Linked DNA regions of Mus musculus: regions 1 and 3 are each linked to region 2. Evidence: chromatin loops called from intact Hi-C (ENCODE). Cell type or tissue: left cerebral cortex. All regions are shown on one strand. Each heading gives the region's core, and the rest is flanking DNA. Links, peaks and the distances in the headings are about the cores only.

Region 1 (5,404 bases), core at 278-5,277, 230 kb before region 2:
TTGTTTTATAAAATGAGGGAGCTGGGCTAGCCTGTAGCAGAAGTGAGGTTGGAGGGAAGAGTTCAGGGTATGCAGGGGGTCAACATGACTTCTTTGGCTTTTGTGTGAGTTAAAATATAAAATGGTTAGTGACTGGTTCTCTTCCCAACTTGTCCCCATCCACACATGGAGATAAGCTTCAGTCATTTTCCTAGGGTCAGGCAGATGTAGTATGGCTTGGGTCATACTCATGAGAAAAGTGGAATACCATCTCTCAGCAAGTGTGAATACTGGGAATGAACCTCTGCATCTCTGTTGTTATGAGGACACAATACTACCTGGGGTACCACATGATACCACTGGAAATTGGGATCCCCTCTTATTGTTAGTCTCTTTAATAAGAGAGTAAGAACAGACTCAGGAGGAAGCTTGAGGACAATTTTATTACATTTAAAAGAAAATCCCTCGAACAGGGAGCTGTGGCATTAAGGAAGCTGAAGAAGAGGAAGAGAAAACTATGCCCTTTGTTAGCACATGGTAGAAGATGGTAGTGGTGAATAGCTACAGATGACAAGAGTAGGTAAGCTCAGAGTGTCCAGGGAAGCAGGCCCAGTCCACAGCCAGTATCTAAGAAAAATGAATAAATAAAAAGAAAAGAAAACGAAAAAGAGTGAAGAGAAGAAGAAGAAGAAGAAGAAGGAGGAGGAGGAGGAGGAGGAGGAGGAGGAGGAGGAGGAGAAGGAGGAAGGAGGGGACAGGGGACAGGGGGAGGGGGAGGGGGAGGGGGAGGGAGAGGGGGAGGGGGAGGGAGAGGGAGAGGGAGAGGGAGAGGGAGAGGGAGAGGGAGAGGGAGAGGGAGAAGGAGAAGAAAAGAGGAGAAAAAAAATGGTTACAGATTTCTGAGTTAGAAAAGCAGTCAGGCTTAACACAACTACATGGTTATAGCTCCATAAGCTGCTGACACTGAATCTGGGTAGGGAAGAGAAGGCACATCATATTATTATGGAAATAATTCTTCCTCCAGCCTCTTCTGGTAACAGGACGCAAGTCGGCCTTCCCAGGAACTGCTGTCTACTAGGTAGCTGACAGGTGTAGCTACATTAGCGTATGTTTTGTGTAGTTTAGGCCAGACATAAATTTCATTCTTTTGACCAGGAAGACATAGCTTTTCACTAGTAGCCCTCAATAGAAATCCTGCTCCTAAAATGACTAGTTAATTCCCATTTCCTGTTCTAATCACAATTTCCATATATATATATCACATATTACAAAGAACTAAAATTAGGAGTTCATAATCTTCTCATCCCAGCCTCTCCCTTACAAACCCTTTCCCCCATTACCCCTCCCATTCTCCTCAGAGAAGGGGAAGCCTCCATTGGATACCACCTCACACAGAGACATTTGGTTCCAGCAGGGCTAAGCACATTCTTTCCAATTGAGGCTTAACCAGGCAGTCCAGTTAGGAGAATGGGATCCAGTGGCAGGCAACAGAGTCAAAGACAGCCCTTGCTCTCTAATTGTTAGGGGACTCACATGAAGACCAAGTTGTACATCTGGTTCATCATATGCATGTTCTTTGGTTGGTGGGTCAGTCTCTGTGAGCTCCCCCCTGGACCCAGGTTAGTTGACTCTGTAGGTCTTCTTGTGGTATCCTTGACATCCCCCTCCCCGGCTTGCTGAATTCTATCCCCCCACTCTTCTACACGACTTCCCAAGTTCTGCCTGATGTTTGCCTGTGGATCTCTGCATTTGTTTTCATCTGCTGCTGGATGAAGCCTCACAGGATACAGTTATGCTAGGCTCCGGTGTTCTAGCATAGCAGAGTATCATTAATAGTGTCAGGGGTTGACTCTCTTCCCCTGGGGTGGGTCTCAAGTTGGGGCAATTATTGGTGAGTCGGTCCCTCAACCTCAATCTCTGCTCCATATTTATGCCTGTGCATCTTGAAGGCAGGACAACTTTTGGATTGAAGGTTTTGTGGGTGGGTTGATGTTCCCCTCAGTCCACTGAAAGCCCTGCCTGGCTACAGAAGGTGACCACTTCAGCCTCCATATTCAGCCATTAGTAAGAATCTCTGCTAGGGAAAGGAAGGGGGGGAGGGGGTGCTGCCATCAGGATGTAACGTTAACAAAAAATAAATTATTGTGAAAAATAGATAATTTGAGATAAGTAAAATATCATTTTACCTTTAATGCCATTTTAAATAAAATATATTATGTATTTATTCAATCTATGTATTTGATTTACCTAACTTATACACTGTTTTATACATTTTAATTACAAGTTTGAAAGGCAAAAAACAAAACAAAGCAAAAAACCAAACTGAAACAAACAAAACAAAACAAAACAAAAAAGTAGTTCATAATCCTTCCACTTGCCAAGATATTCCCCATTGCAGGGAGCCAGGCTCAAAGTCCCTCTAACATTGTTGAGTCCCACTAGGTGGCGCCAAACCACTGTGACTTCTAGAATTCCCAGTTTTCTGGTCCTGAGCGCTTGCCCCAGGCATTTATTTTTAGTACAGTCATAATATGCTCCCATATTTTAACTAACTGAAACTTTAGACTCCACTTAATGTATTATGGTACATTCAATTTTCTCTAATTTCAAATTTCCTTGCAAATTCTACTTATAATTTGCTAATGAGACAGCAGAGGCTTCAGAAAGATCAAATGATCAAAAATCTTGGCCAAAGTCACCAAACACAAATGTGAGAAGCTAAGATTCAGTATTGGTATTCCTTTTCAAAGTGAGAAGGATGCCCTGCCTTGATAGGTGAGGAAGTCTGGCAGAATTCTTTGCTCTCAGTCCACTTTATATATATATATATATATAGAGAGAGAGAGAGAGAGAGAGAGGGGCTTGGGTGCAGACTATCTGTTGAGATGGCAAACAAGCTATTGGGAAACAACCTCAGGGAGGTAGAGGAAGGAGAGAGATAGTCCAACTCAATGCCAACTCAATGCTCAGGAGAGTTGGAAAAGCTGAATCTGGGTAGGTTCATTTCTCTTCAAGAGACCATTATTATGGCTAAGGAAAAAAAAAAAAAAAAAACAGGAGAATCTCACCAGACTTACTGAAGCAACATGTTTGTCTTCATACAAGGTCAGCATAGATATTAGTAAAATAAGACACTGAAAGGAAAAATCTGCAGATTTCCTTCAGACAGATCTGGGATGAGGTCTTTTTTTATCGCCTCTTCTGGATGACCTTCTTAGCTGTCACCCTTCTGTTTACACAATGGATGTAGTGCTGCCGTGCTGCCGTAGCTGAATTCAGACTTCTGTTAGGAACTAACAAATAGGTTAGGAACTAACCTGTTGTGTAGCCATTTAGAAGGCGCCCAGCCCATGCTCTTTGGTTGGTGGCTTAGTCTCTGTGAGCTCTAAGGTGTCTGGGTTAGGTGATACTGTTGGTCTTCCTATGGGGTTGCCATTTCTTTCAGCTCCTTCAACCCTTCCCCTAACTCTTCCATAGGGGTCCCCAACATCAGTCCAATGGTTGGCTGGAAGTATCTGCATCTGTCACAGTTAGGTACTGGTAGAGTCTCTAAGAGGACAGCCATGCTAGGCTCCTATTTGCAAACACAAGATGCCATCAGCAATAGTGTCAGGGTTTGGTGCCTGTTCATGGGATGGATCCCAAGTTGGGCCAGTCACTGGATGTCCTTTCCTTCAGTCTCTGCCCCATCTTTCTCCCTGAGTTTCCTTTAGACAGGAACAAATTTGGGTCAAAAATTTTGAAGATGGGTGGGTGGCCATATCTCTCCACTGGTACCCCTGTCTATCCACTGGAGGTGGCCTCTTCAGATTCCATCTTCCCCGTGTTGGGCATTTAGGCTAAGATCATCCCCATTGACATCCCCACTGAGTCCTGGGAGCCTCTCACATCCCAGGTCTCTGGGACTTTCTAGAGGTTCTCCCCACCTCCAACTCCCCACAGCTGCATATTTCCATTCATGTTCCTGGTTCTCTGGGCTTCTCTCCTGTCTCCCCCCATACCTGATCCTGCCCCCCTTTTCTCTCCTCCTCCCCTCTCCCATCTGGTCCCTTTCCACTTCCTCCAGTGATTATTTTGTTCCTCCTTCTATGTGGGATTGAAGCATCCTCACTTGGACCTTACTGCTTGTTAAACTTTATACGGTCTGTAAGTTTCACCTGTACTTTTTAGCTAATATCCACTTATCACTTAGTTCCAATTTTCTGAGGAAGCTCCAGACTGATTTCCAGAGTGGTTGTACCAGTTTGCAATCCCACCAGTAATGGAGGAGTGTTCTTGTTCTCCACATCCTTGTCAGCATGTGCTGTCACTTGAGTTTTTAACTTAGCCATTATTACATACCATGCATGTCCTTTTGAGACTGGGTTACCTTGCTCAGGATGATATTTTCTAGCTCCATTCATTTTCCTCCAGAATTCATGATGTCCTCATTTTTAATGGCTGAATAATATTCCATTGTGTAAATGAACCACATTTTCTGTAGCCATTCTTCTGTTGAGGGACATCTAGGTTGTTTCCAGCTTCTGGCTATTACAAACAAGGCTTCTATGAACATAGTGGAGTGTGCTCCTTGTGGTATGGTGGAACATCTTTTGGCTATATGCCCAAGAGAGGTATAGCTAGGATTTCAGGTAGAACAATTTCCAATTTTCTGAGGAAGCTCCAGACTGATCTCCAGAGTGGTTGTACCAGTTTGCAATCCTACCAGCAATGGAGGAGTGTTTCTGTTCTCCATATCCGTGTCAGCATGTGCTGTCACTTGAATTTTTAACTTAGCCATTTTGGTCAGAGTAATGTAAAGGAATCTCAGGGTCATTTTGATTTGCATTTTCCTGATGACTAAGGATGTTGAATATTTCTTTAAGTACTTCTCAGCCATTTGAAATTTCTCAGCTGAGAATTCTCTGTTTAGCTTTGTACCCCAGTTTTAAATTGGGTTATTTGGTTTATACAGAGAGCAGATTAATCAATGGAATGGAATTGATGACCCAGAAATAAACCCACACACTATGGACACTTGATCTTTGACAAAGAAGCAAAAGCCATACAGTGTTAGAAAGAAAGCATCTTCAACAAATGGTGCTGGTCTAACTGGTGGTCTGCATTTAGAAGACTGCAAATTGTTCCATATTAATCACCTTGTATAAAGCTCAAGTCCAAGTACATCAGGGATTTCAACATATATTGATCTACATTGAAAAGAGTAACTGAATCTAATAGAAGATAAAGTGGGAATTAGACTTGAAGTCATTGGCACAGAGGAAAATTTCCTGAACAGAACACCAATGGCTCAAGCTCTAAAATCAACAATTGACAAATGGGACCTCATGAAACTGAAAAGCTTCTGTAAGGCAAGGTCAATGTCAATAGGACAAAATGGCAACCAACAGATTGGGAAAAGATCTTTACTAACCCTACATCCAAT
Region 2 (5,404 bases), core at 79-5,078:
AAATAATGACCTGAAGTCTAGGATATATTCTCAAGTATTAAACTGTCACAAGTAGATGTTTTGATGATTCCTTGAAGAGCAAAAGCTATCAGGCTGGAAGGAGGAAAGTCCCTGGTTCCATGCCTTCTGTTCCATCAGGCCTACACACTTAGTTACAATGCAGCCATTTTTTTCCGGGTTACAGTCAGGTCCTCCTTAGTTTGGCCAATCTACAAGTATCCCAGGCATCTTTACAATTCAACTGCTTAGATACTATTAGTTTTCTATTGTCCATAGTTGATGTTGAATCCTAAAACAAGTCGGGCTTTCCTCCCTTCCTCCATCTTTGTGTCCATTGTAAACTCTGCAGCAATGGCAGAAGAAAGGCTGTTAGTTCAGAGACTGGATAGGCCTAGATGTCTGCCCATTTCCTCTTTTGTCATCAGTACTCTCTCTCCAAGATAGGGGGAGATCTTTCCCATGAAAGCATGTCTTGCTCTTCCAGCTATACAGGGCCCATGTCGCTTTTCCTGACTTCCTGCGTAACAGCACAGCCACATGGTGGAAGAAGGAGATAAAAGAGCTCTATTCAAATCCTCAGGAGCCACAGAAAAGTTTGAAGTTTGATGGGCTGCGGATTGTAAGTGCACCTTTAATTCTCTGAACACATAAGCAGTTAGAACTCAGGGAGGTACTTTATAAATTCGCAGAATAGGCAGCTAGGAGTGGATAACTGAAAGGAAGGTTGTTTAGTTTCTAGGACCAGGAAGAGCAGAGATTATTGTGGTCCTGCCCAAGGACATGTCTGGTAGAGGAGTTCACTGAGGAGGTGTATCAGCTGCTCAAGATGCTAATATTTGGGTGACAGGGAGGAACATCCTGGCATCTCTTATTTCCAATTGGTCAGTCTTGACTTTGCTTCCCAGATGGCACATCTACTCCAAAGCCTGAAAGTGCACCCTGCAAGACAGGGCAGACCTGGAAATGGGCAAGGCATCAATTTGGAGATTGATGGGATGTCTCTGGGAGATGTCTGTGAGGGCTCCTCCATTTGCATCTTTCTAGGGGTGGAATTCATTCATTCCTGTCATGCTTTCTCACCTCACATCAAGACCCCTGAAACCCTAAGCAAATTCTAAGCCAGCTCTGAAGAGCTGCTAGATGCTAGCTCAGAGTAAAAGAAGCACAGAGTTCACACAGTGACAAACTTGAGTCCTGTGGTTGTTTTGTGGCCTCACTGAACATTGACCTTTCAGGACAGACAAGCATACTGTAAACTTATAGAAGAACACAAATTAATCCAAACAGATAAGTCAGAAAGTAAAGAAATGTTAGCAGCTTTGAAGAAGAGATTCAGAAAATTATGAGATGTTTACTCTAACGCAGTGGTTCTTAACCTACCTAATACTGTGACCCTTTAATACAGTTGATCATGTTGTGGTGACCCAAGCCATAAAATTATTTTCATAGCTACTTCATAACTATAATGTTGATACTGCTATGAATTATAATTGAAATATCCCTGTTTTCCAATGGTCTTAGGTGACCCCTGGGAAAGGGTTGTTCAAACCCCAGGTTGTAAACTTCTGTTTGAGAAAAAAGAAAACTGTTGTTGGGTAACCCAAAACAGTGCATAGTTAGTCCCAAATGCTTGCTGTTGCCTGTATTCTTATTTAAAACTTTCTTTTTAAAGATAGACCAATTTTATTTTTATTCTACTGACAGACAATGAACATTCCCTCAGGGCCTCCACTCCTTACAATTGAGCTTTACATTCCCCAGTGGAAGGTTTCATTTCAAGCATTGCTTCTGAGTTATTACAACTACTCAGAGGATTTTCAAGCCTATGTCAGTAGTAGATTCGTAGCAAGGCTGGAGCAGTAAGAAAAGGTAGAGGAAAATTATAATAGCTACTAGCTACAGATACAAAGTAAATAGTCTATGAATAGAAAAATAAAACCAGGCTTGATGGATAGGGAGATAGATTAAGATATTTCATTAAGTTCAGGGTCCAGTGTTATCTCAATGTTTTTGCTATGACATAACCTTCCTAGGATGAAAAAGGTAAACTGGCAAGTTTATTACTCTACTCCACTAAGCTGATATAGGATTTTTAATTCCAGTTTAATCCATGACAAGGTTAAAGACTGGGATTACACAACCTAGTCATTTCTTTGAGTTTAGTGTTCTATTTAGAAATGACATGTTGCCCCTGATATGACAGAATTTTTCTTTGTTTGCTTACTTCAGGATATGAATGAACCTTCAAACTTTGTGGATGGAGCTGTCGGGGGCTGCCGCAACGACACTCTCAATAAACCACCCTACATGCCAGGTATGATTTCTTTCCCGTTCAAGAGTCTCTTTCCTTTTGTATAAAGCCACAAGTTTTTGGATGGGAAAGGGGAGGAGCAAACATACTTTCACCATGACATAAAATCCACAAATAGAATAACTTTAAATATATGCAAGTTAGTAATTAGATACAGAAATAATGACATGATGTATTATACAAGAAACTAAGTCTACTTGGTTGTATGGATGGCTATAAATTTATTGCCCACGTTTTAAATACACTCTTCTATATGCATGCAAACCCACTTGTCCCAATATATAGGGTTTTCTGATTAGAGTTAAGTTTCTACGCTCTCTACCCATGTTCAGATACTTTAAGAAAGATTCTCCTTAGAGCTCACTGTACCAGAATATGGAGTAAGAGGCTTTGGTCCAAGACATCTCAGTATATTGAGTCCTCTCACCCCAAAGAAGCTCAAGGAATGAAGTTCTTAAAATATTCTATCTGCAACTGGAATCCAGGCTTCTTAATGTCTATTATTATTGATCATGTCTCCATCCATCCATCCATCCATCCATCCATCCATCCATCCATCCATTAATCCTTCCACCCATCTACTCCTTCCTCTCTTAATTTTATATTTAATTTTATATTTATCAGGTAAATGCTGCCAAGCCAGAAAGATTTAAAAACATCAGTACAGAATTGATTTGAACAAGATCTATTTATTCCCTTGAGGACATTACCATCTAGTGGAAGAAAAAGTCTTAACATCAAAGGCATTTGTTACAGAGTTACTAAGCTGGCACATTAAGTTTTAGTTAAAGTAAGAGGATACTTTATCCAGTCTACATGTTTTCTTTAGCCTTAATTATGAAATCACAGGATGTTGCTTTTCTACATAAAAAAATTAAAAACAAGCAATTAGACCTGATATGATTAGAACATATAAATCAATATGTGTGGGAAATAACTCATTATTTCCCCCTCAGATTTGGAAGCCAGGAACGTGGGCCTGAACAGCAAGACACTATGCATGGAGAGTGAGCAAATCCTTCCAGATGGCTCCCGGGTGCCACACTATGATGTGCACAGCCTGTATGGGTGGTCCCAGACCAGACCCACCTACGAGTGAGTTTGCTTTTGTTACTGTTGGCAAAGATAAAGGCTGGCACAGGGAAGTAGGATATATTTTTACTGAAAGCATAGTTTAAAATCTTGTTTGTGAGATTCCTAGATATTTCAGGTCACATAAGGGAAAACAATAAGGTTATATTTGGAGGTTGTATGTGTTTAGGTCTTAAGCATGGCCCATTGCAATATTATATTATTATTTAAAATACCTCTGTGTAAAAGGAATATTGTCTCCATAGAGGCCACTGCAATTGCAAATTTTGTTAATTGGTTTGGAAGTCTTTACTTTTATCCAAGTCCTTTCCCTTCCACTGTCCTTCTAAGTTCTTTCCATCCTGCCTCATTATTCATTTAATAATAGGATGGATCTATTTTACTTTAATAAGACATGCTTTCTCTTATTTTTTATTGAACATATTTATGATATCTTGTTTAATCCCCTTCCCTACCAAGTTCCTTTTGGCAACATTTCTGGTATTTTTGGTTTTTTCGAGACAGGGTTTCTCTGTATAGCCCTGGCTTGGCAACATTTCTATTGACTACATTTTTTTTTGTGGTGTATATTACATTTTTGTTTTCATTTTTGAGTGGTTTTTGTTGTTATTGTTAGCATTGAAAATGGGACATTTTCGCTAATAAATGATATTTCTTCCACTGTCCATAGAATTAGCTGTTGATTTTGTTCTTATTTGGTTAGGAACTTTTCTCTGCAGCCGTAAGTTCCCCTCCCCTCCCCTCCCCTCCCCTCCCCTCCCCTCCCCTCCCCTCCCCTCCCCTCCCTTCCCATTCTTTTCCCTTCCCATTCTTTTCCCTTTCTTTCTTCTGTCTCCTCATACACCACCACCACCCTCCTCTCCCTTCTTTGGAGACTTAGTTACCTAAAGGCTAATAGTATTAATCAGTGTTCATCAATCACTGGTCAGAGAGTTTCTCAATTAATTTCATACTAAGCAAAGGTGATGAAAAAGGGGCAACATAGTGAAAGATCTTGTAACAGAAGAGACCAAACTCTAGTATGAACACTGAAACTAAGGTCTGGGTAGCGTTTGAGAGCTGGGTGGGTGTGAGGGGTGTGTGTGTGTGTGTGTGTGTGTGTGTGTAGGCCACCTGTGTTTGCTAATTGGCCTTACTTTAAGGAAAAAGTACTTTCTCTGGTCTTTGTAGCCTCCTTTAAGTCTGCCTCACATTCCCTTGAGACCTTGAGGGATGGGGCCCACTACCTTCCCTAATGATTGCACTTCAAAGAGATACTCTTCATGCCTTGGAGAAGATATTCATAGATTCTAAATCCCACACCCCTAGCTTTTTTAAAATAAAGATTTACATTTCAAAGGAGCAGAGAAAGAATTCCTAATGTCAGGTTGTTTTTGTTGTTGTTTTTGTTTGTTTGTTTGTTTTGTTTTGTTTTGTTTTGTTTTAAAAAAGAACAGTCTAAGAAAAATCAGTCCAAAGGCCTAGAGTGTGGGAGATTCCTGTCTTAAGTCTGCTTCAGCTACATTGAATGCCTGGTCTCTAAGTTCTTTACTTTTGCCAAGGTGAAGAAAATGCAAATTTAGGAGGCTAAATGACAACCTTCATTTCTGGTTTCTGTCTGCGCTCTAACAAAGCTTCCGGGTTTTTGTTCATGGCTCTTCTTTCTTTTTGCAAATATTACTATGGTTCTAATCCTCTAGGAATTACTTATAAAATCTGAGCCAAATGTTTTGCCCCAAGTGAAATCACAGACTTAGCACCCATGATGTTGCCAGTACAGAGCTGAAGTTTTGGAAACTAATTCTCTATAGATGGGAATTTTTTTTTCTCTCAGTCCTGATCTGTGGTCTGAGTCAAAATATGTTGACAAGGAGCCCTCAGAATAGATGCTGTCTGGAGAACTGAAGTAAGAATAGACTATTTAATGGTTTAGGGGAAAATACTTTTAACAAAACTAAAAGGCAGTTCAGATGTGTTAGTTTACTGTGAATTTGTTCAAGGACCAAAGCTTTATTTGAAGTT
Region 3 (5,404 bases), core at 114-5,113, 360 kb before region 2:
TTTGAAATTGAAGACATGTTTAGCAAAGTACAGTTATTTCATCTTCAGCTTGTACTTGCTACCCATGTCCTGACACCTCGAAAGCCAGGATTAGAATCTACAGACTAAAGACTGCATTTCTTTATATCAGGGCTCGTATATTTGTGGAAGGGAAAGTGGACTATGGCGAGTACATGGATAAAAACAATGTGAGGCGGCAAGCAACAACAATCATAGCTGGTAAGAAGCTCGTGGTGCACAGTGTCTCTGGTTGTTCATTGGAAGGGTTGGCGTAGTATAGGCCGCTTTTGCTGGCCTCTAAGCACCCTGATGGCAGCTCTGCAGGAAACTCCCCAGGGGACTTCGTCCTGTTCCTTTTCCTGTGTGCTAATGTTGTCCACATTTATTTATTCCTTTAAAAGGCTCTCTGTCTACTCACATGTTTAGTTCAGGGGGACTCTGTGGGGTATGAAAGCAACTTGCCCCTGCAGTACATACTGTTAACTTGGAGAATTGAATCTTGGTGTATACTCGGGCAGTTGCAGAACTGTGATGGTAGGAATTTGTGATGTATTCAAAACTTTGAAAGTGAAGGTGCAACAGCCTTCATTTGAAATTTAAAAACTTTTGTCTAAAAACAATATAGCTGTTTATGTATCTGTAACTTAAATGCTTTTTTTTACTCAAATTATATGTAGATTAATGAAATATAGATGCCTTACCAATTTAATGCCATTTTTTAAGAGTACCTGCTTAACAGATTTTAATATGTTAATGTGAAAATTAAAATGCTATTAAAATTCATCTTTTAATGAGATAGACATGTTTTATTATTTCTTGAATATGTTGTGAAAATTATGAGTTAAGCCTCAGTTTACTTATTTTGTTTTTGTTATAAACGCCTAGAAACCTGTTTTATAGATAGGAGTGAAAAAAAAAGTACTGAAATTTCTTAGTGTGTATGAACTCCTGAGATAGGCTGTAGTGAGGTGTTACCCTATAGAGTGCTCTGTTTCTGAAGTCTGTGAGTAGAGAGAATGGTGTCTTGTGTGCTTTGCCTCCTCACTTCCCACTCATGGCTGGATCGGTTCTTCGGCTGCTCTTTCTCTTCCAGGATCAGTTGGAAGTGACATTGCTCTATTTTAGTCATAAATATCAGCTCGTCTCGCTGAAAGAGAAGGTGTTTTTGTAACACTGTTATTTCCCCCCAGGTTGAGATTATTATGGCATTTTTTACTTCAGAAAACAGATGTCATTGTCTCCACTCTTCTCTGAATGACTCCACAGTATAATCTATACACCTTTTAAAAATCCTTTTCTCTCTGTTCCAATGTTTATGTCTTAATCACTGTTCATATTGGTAAATTATGTTTTTTAAAGAAATAATCACTTATTTTCCTAATAGTAGTTTTAGAAAATAAATTGACGGGGCTGGAGAGATGGCTCAGCAAGTAAGAGCACTGACTGCTCTTCCAGAGGTCCTGAGTTCAATTCCCAGCACCCACATGGTGGCTCACAACCACCTGTAATGAGATCTGATGCCCTCTCCTGGTGTTTCAGTGACAGTGTACTTATATAAATAAATAAATTAATTAATTAAAAAAAAAGAAAATATATTGACTTTGAAAACCAATGTAGATCTTTTTAATCTCCATTTGTGTTCCACTATAAGTCAGATCTATGGGCAGTTATATTATTTGAATTGTTGAGTTTTTACAAACTAAGGTAGAGAAACATTTCACATCGTTCAGTTTACTTTTTCCTTTTCATAGTTGTTACTGGTCTGGTCAGTTGACTGTGTATCTATGGTTCACAGAAAAGCTGAATAGCATTCAGTGATGTTTGAAGAAACCTATTTGATTTTTTCTGTTTACCTGTAACTTATTGTATATTAATATAATCTAAAGAGTAAGTCCTCTTTCTCACATTGCAAACACAGCAAATATAGAGTGGTTTAGAAATATATTTAGCATCCTAAATTATTTTCTGTTGTTATTATTTTGTTTTCATTCTTTTTTTTTTTTTTTTTAATATTGACTCCTTCCATTTTTCTCTTTTTTTGTATAGTACTTTTTCACTTAGGGGGCCATATTTGACTTTTAAAGCAAAAATACACCAGTAGATGGCACTCTTGGCTTCCATTCTAGTCCTGTACAGTCATGAAGTAATTGTACTATTAACTATCTTTTAGATAATTTTGTAGTTAAGTAACTTTTGTTGTATTCATGAGAGGTCCGCAAGAGGCAATCAATCAATCCAATAGAACATGCTGCAACTGCTTGCCACCAGTTTAGACTTCATTACACTTTGGGATCATTACTCCTAAAACATATAAAATGTTTGGAGTTATCCAAGAAATGCTACTTAACCTCTATCTTTGGTTGTTTTTAGCGAATTTTCTTGGAAATAATCAGAGCAATGTCTACTTTGTTTTTGCATTAAAAACGCTTGCTTTGTAATACTTAAAACTTTTCCCTAAAATAAGTATGAAATTCTGTTTTTTTTCCTTCCTTTTTTTTTTTTTTTTTTTTTTTTTTTGAGGCAGGGTTTCTCTGCTTAGTCCTGGCTGTCTTAGAACTCGCTCTGTAGATCAGGCTGGCCTTAAACTTAGAGATCCATCTGCCTCTCTTGCCTCCTGTATTCTGGGATTCAGAGTATGCAATACAACCACCCAGCCAGAATATGAAATTCAGTCTTTAAGATGAATCTATTTCCTTTAAAAGCAAATAATGTTACAGTTGCTAAGTTGTAAGGTGGCTCCTGGCTTTGCTACATGGTTGCAGCATGTAGATGTGGAATGTGTTCATCCTCTTGTGTGTGGGTGGGCTTACTAGTGTTTACACGATGTTGCTGGGGAGAGCTTAATGGTCTCATCCTGTATTGAAGTCTGAATTGTTGGGCAAGCAGTTGCAGCCTGTTCTATTGGATTGATTGCCTCTTGTGTACCTCTTATGAACACAACAAAAGTTACTTATTTTGAAATTTTTAATACCACTAAAGGACTTCTGTGTTGACGGGAATTATCAATGAAATGAAGACCGCATTCTGAAAGTGACTCTTAACACTTTGGTTTCTTTCCAGATAACATTATATTTCTGAGTGACCAGACAAAAGAAAAGGCATAGAACGGATGATTCGTCTTTGATCATTGTTTGGTACAGTCTCCTTTGCAAATCATGTATAGTCTATAGTTTAAAGATAAAAATTAAATTTTTTATATGAAATGAGTGGTTATATTTTTCTTGATTGACATATCTTAAGTGTGTGTGTGTGTGTGTGTGTATTAAGCCTGTCATTTTGGCACTTATCAATTGCTTGCTTTTTTTTAGGAGTGGTTTCTCTGTAGAAAGGTACAAAGTAATACATTCTCAGGCTCCCTATGTGTGCCAGGGCCAAGGCATACATCTGGAAAGCCCTTTCTGCTTCACACTTGCCCTGTGGTGTTTCACCACTGGTTACCTTAGAGCCTTATGTCAAGAGTCTGTCTGTCATCGTTGTAAACACTGATGTTTTTGCATATCTCTGTACACCTGTAGGTAAGTAGTGACTCTGTTTGGTGTTCCTGTATGTACCTTTAGTTGTGTTGGCATGGAAGAGCCACCAGTAAGTGCTGACAGGGAAATGATCCTGAATTGAAGGAGACTGCTGAACACTGGTTAGCATTCTAAACTGTTGTAGAATTAACCCACCTTCATATCTTGTTTCTTGTTAGTTTTCCTGTAATTTTTATGAGATTTTATCAGCACTAAGGACCTGAATGAAGTATAACTACAGATGACATAGTTCTTGTCCTGGTGTCAAGGCCTTCTTTCCACACCACTCTGTGTTATTTTTTTCAGAGTTTATTCTATATGCTTAAGGGTGGAAATGAAGATCTTTCTCTGGTGCTCGGGATTAAACCTATGGTCATGTTAGGCAGGCCGTCTCCCGTTGAGCTGTACCTACTTCAAAGATCTTTTACCTTCGACTTTGCCTCCCTAGAGAGTCTGGATATATTTAGTTAATTTTGTTGTAAATTTACTAGTAATTTACCAATAAAGAGTATATAAACTCAGTTTTTTATATCTTTTTTTCTTTTAAATTTTGTATAAGCCATCCATAGTCAGCCTGCAGCTTTCCAGAAGTTTGTTGCTGTGTTTAGTGTTTGAAATTCCTCATTCTGTCTGTTCCGTGCTGCCCCTCCGGCCCCTGCTCCCCAGCTCAGCCTATGTGTTTGATCTTTGCCTTGAGAGTTTAGATTATGTTGGACTCTAAGAAGTTCCGGATCCCTGCTCAGTGTTATGGACTCTTGCTTTCTAAAGTGATTCCTGTATACCTGAACGGCCTTTCTGTCCTGACAGTAACGTTTGTTCCTTAGCTTTACCCCATCCTTACCCAGAGACAGAGGAGTTGCTGTCCTCCCTATCTGCCTACTTTTTCTGCCACTGGGATCATTGGTCAACATACTAGATCTTCCTGTGATTACACCTAGATCTGATAGGACACTGTTCTGTTTGAGCAACTCTCATGTCATTTTCTCAGCTTTCATAATTTTAAACATTGTGAGGGGCTATGTGTATAACTGAGTGAAATTTAAACAAGGTGGAGGTGGAAAAATCTCATCCTGTACAGGAACCAACTGGAAGCCAAAGCCACTCCTGAGTGTAGGCTGCAGAAGTAGAGCAGTGCGTCTGCAGGATTGTCTCCAGGAGCTAAAGACTGCCTGCCCTCCGTGACTCAGAAAGGCTGAGAGGCGGAGGCAGCAGCACTTCACTCAGGCTGACTCTTCTGCCTTCCTTGTGATGTCAGCCGATTCCAAGCCAGTCAGATCTGCTGGAGCCTAATCACATGCAGCCCCATCTGCTGAGAAACCTCACTGCTCCCAGCTTCACCCGGCACTGAGTAGACCTGTAGAAGCTAACAGCACTAAGACACTCTAGGGACTTGTAATTCAAGTTTGGGGTCTTGAAACTTCTGTTTTTGATGTGATTATATTGGGGCTTAAAAATGCCCTGCAAGTTCGTTGAGATTTTATTCTATATTAAATGGAAAGATGACTACATAGAAAAGTAGGAGAAAACATGTCAAACAGTATGTGTCATAGTATCCAATTTTTTAAAAATTATGTTTCAAAAGTAAGGAGGATATATATGCTTTAAAAGGCTGAAAGAGAAATGGCAAATGCTTTGATTTTCTATAGGGGTATTGTGTGTAGATTGTTTATACTTCTCGTGCATGCTTTTAAGAACAGAAAGTGTATTTTAAGATGGGGGGGGGCTCTTTTCTAAGTCACAGAGCATTGCTCCTGCTCATCCTGCAGCCAGTGCTACTTCATACACTGGAGTGATGAAGAAAGCTTTCCTTCTGTACATACCCCTGGCCATATGCACTTTAGCATCTTATACTTGTGTACTGTGTCTTCACTCACCCGTTAATAGTGTGTGCA

What was found. Peaks named below come from ENCODE experiments on the same cell type or tissue, not always from the same donor. Only the 100,000 strongest peaks of a DNase experiment are listed, where the experiment ranks them.
Region 1: a loop joins it to region 2, with 2.5 times the contacts of the local background. A loop is called at or near these places in 4 of 42 quality-filtered maps.
Region 3: it touches region 2 in a loop (5-fold over the local background); 6 of 42 quality-filtered maps call a loop at or near these places.

The regions. Positions count from the first base shown.
Region 1 is chr6:40,615,742-40,621,145 of GRCm38, forward strand. No RefSeq gene overlaps it. Among named protein-coding and RNA genes, the nearest start is that of Tas2r138, 5.1 kb to the left of the region's middle. In left cerebral cortex, for the core only: a CTCF peak has its summit at 2,428 (motif pointing right); a DNase peak (open chromatin) is centred at 2,429.
Region 2 is chr6:40,842,461-40,847,864 of GRCm38, forward strand. It overlaps the pseudogene Mgam2-ps. Among named protein-coding and RNA genes, the nearest start is that of Moxd2, 42 kb to the right of the region's middle. In left cerebral cortex, for the core only: a CTCF peak has its summit at 3,030 (motif pointing left); a DNase peak (open chromatin) is centred at 3,319.
Region 3 is chr6:40,477,793-40,483,196 of GRCm38, forward strand. Ssbp1 (single-stranded DNA binding protein 1) reads left to right here. Exons shown (of 6, transcript NM_028358.2): 6 at 131-795. The coding sequence ends at 275. Among named protein-coding and RNA genes, the nearest start is that of Ssbp1, 9.1 kb to the left of the region's middle. In left cerebral cortex, for the core only: a CTCF peak has its summit at 2,116 (motif pointing right); DNase peaks (open chromatin) are centred at 2,145 and 4,726.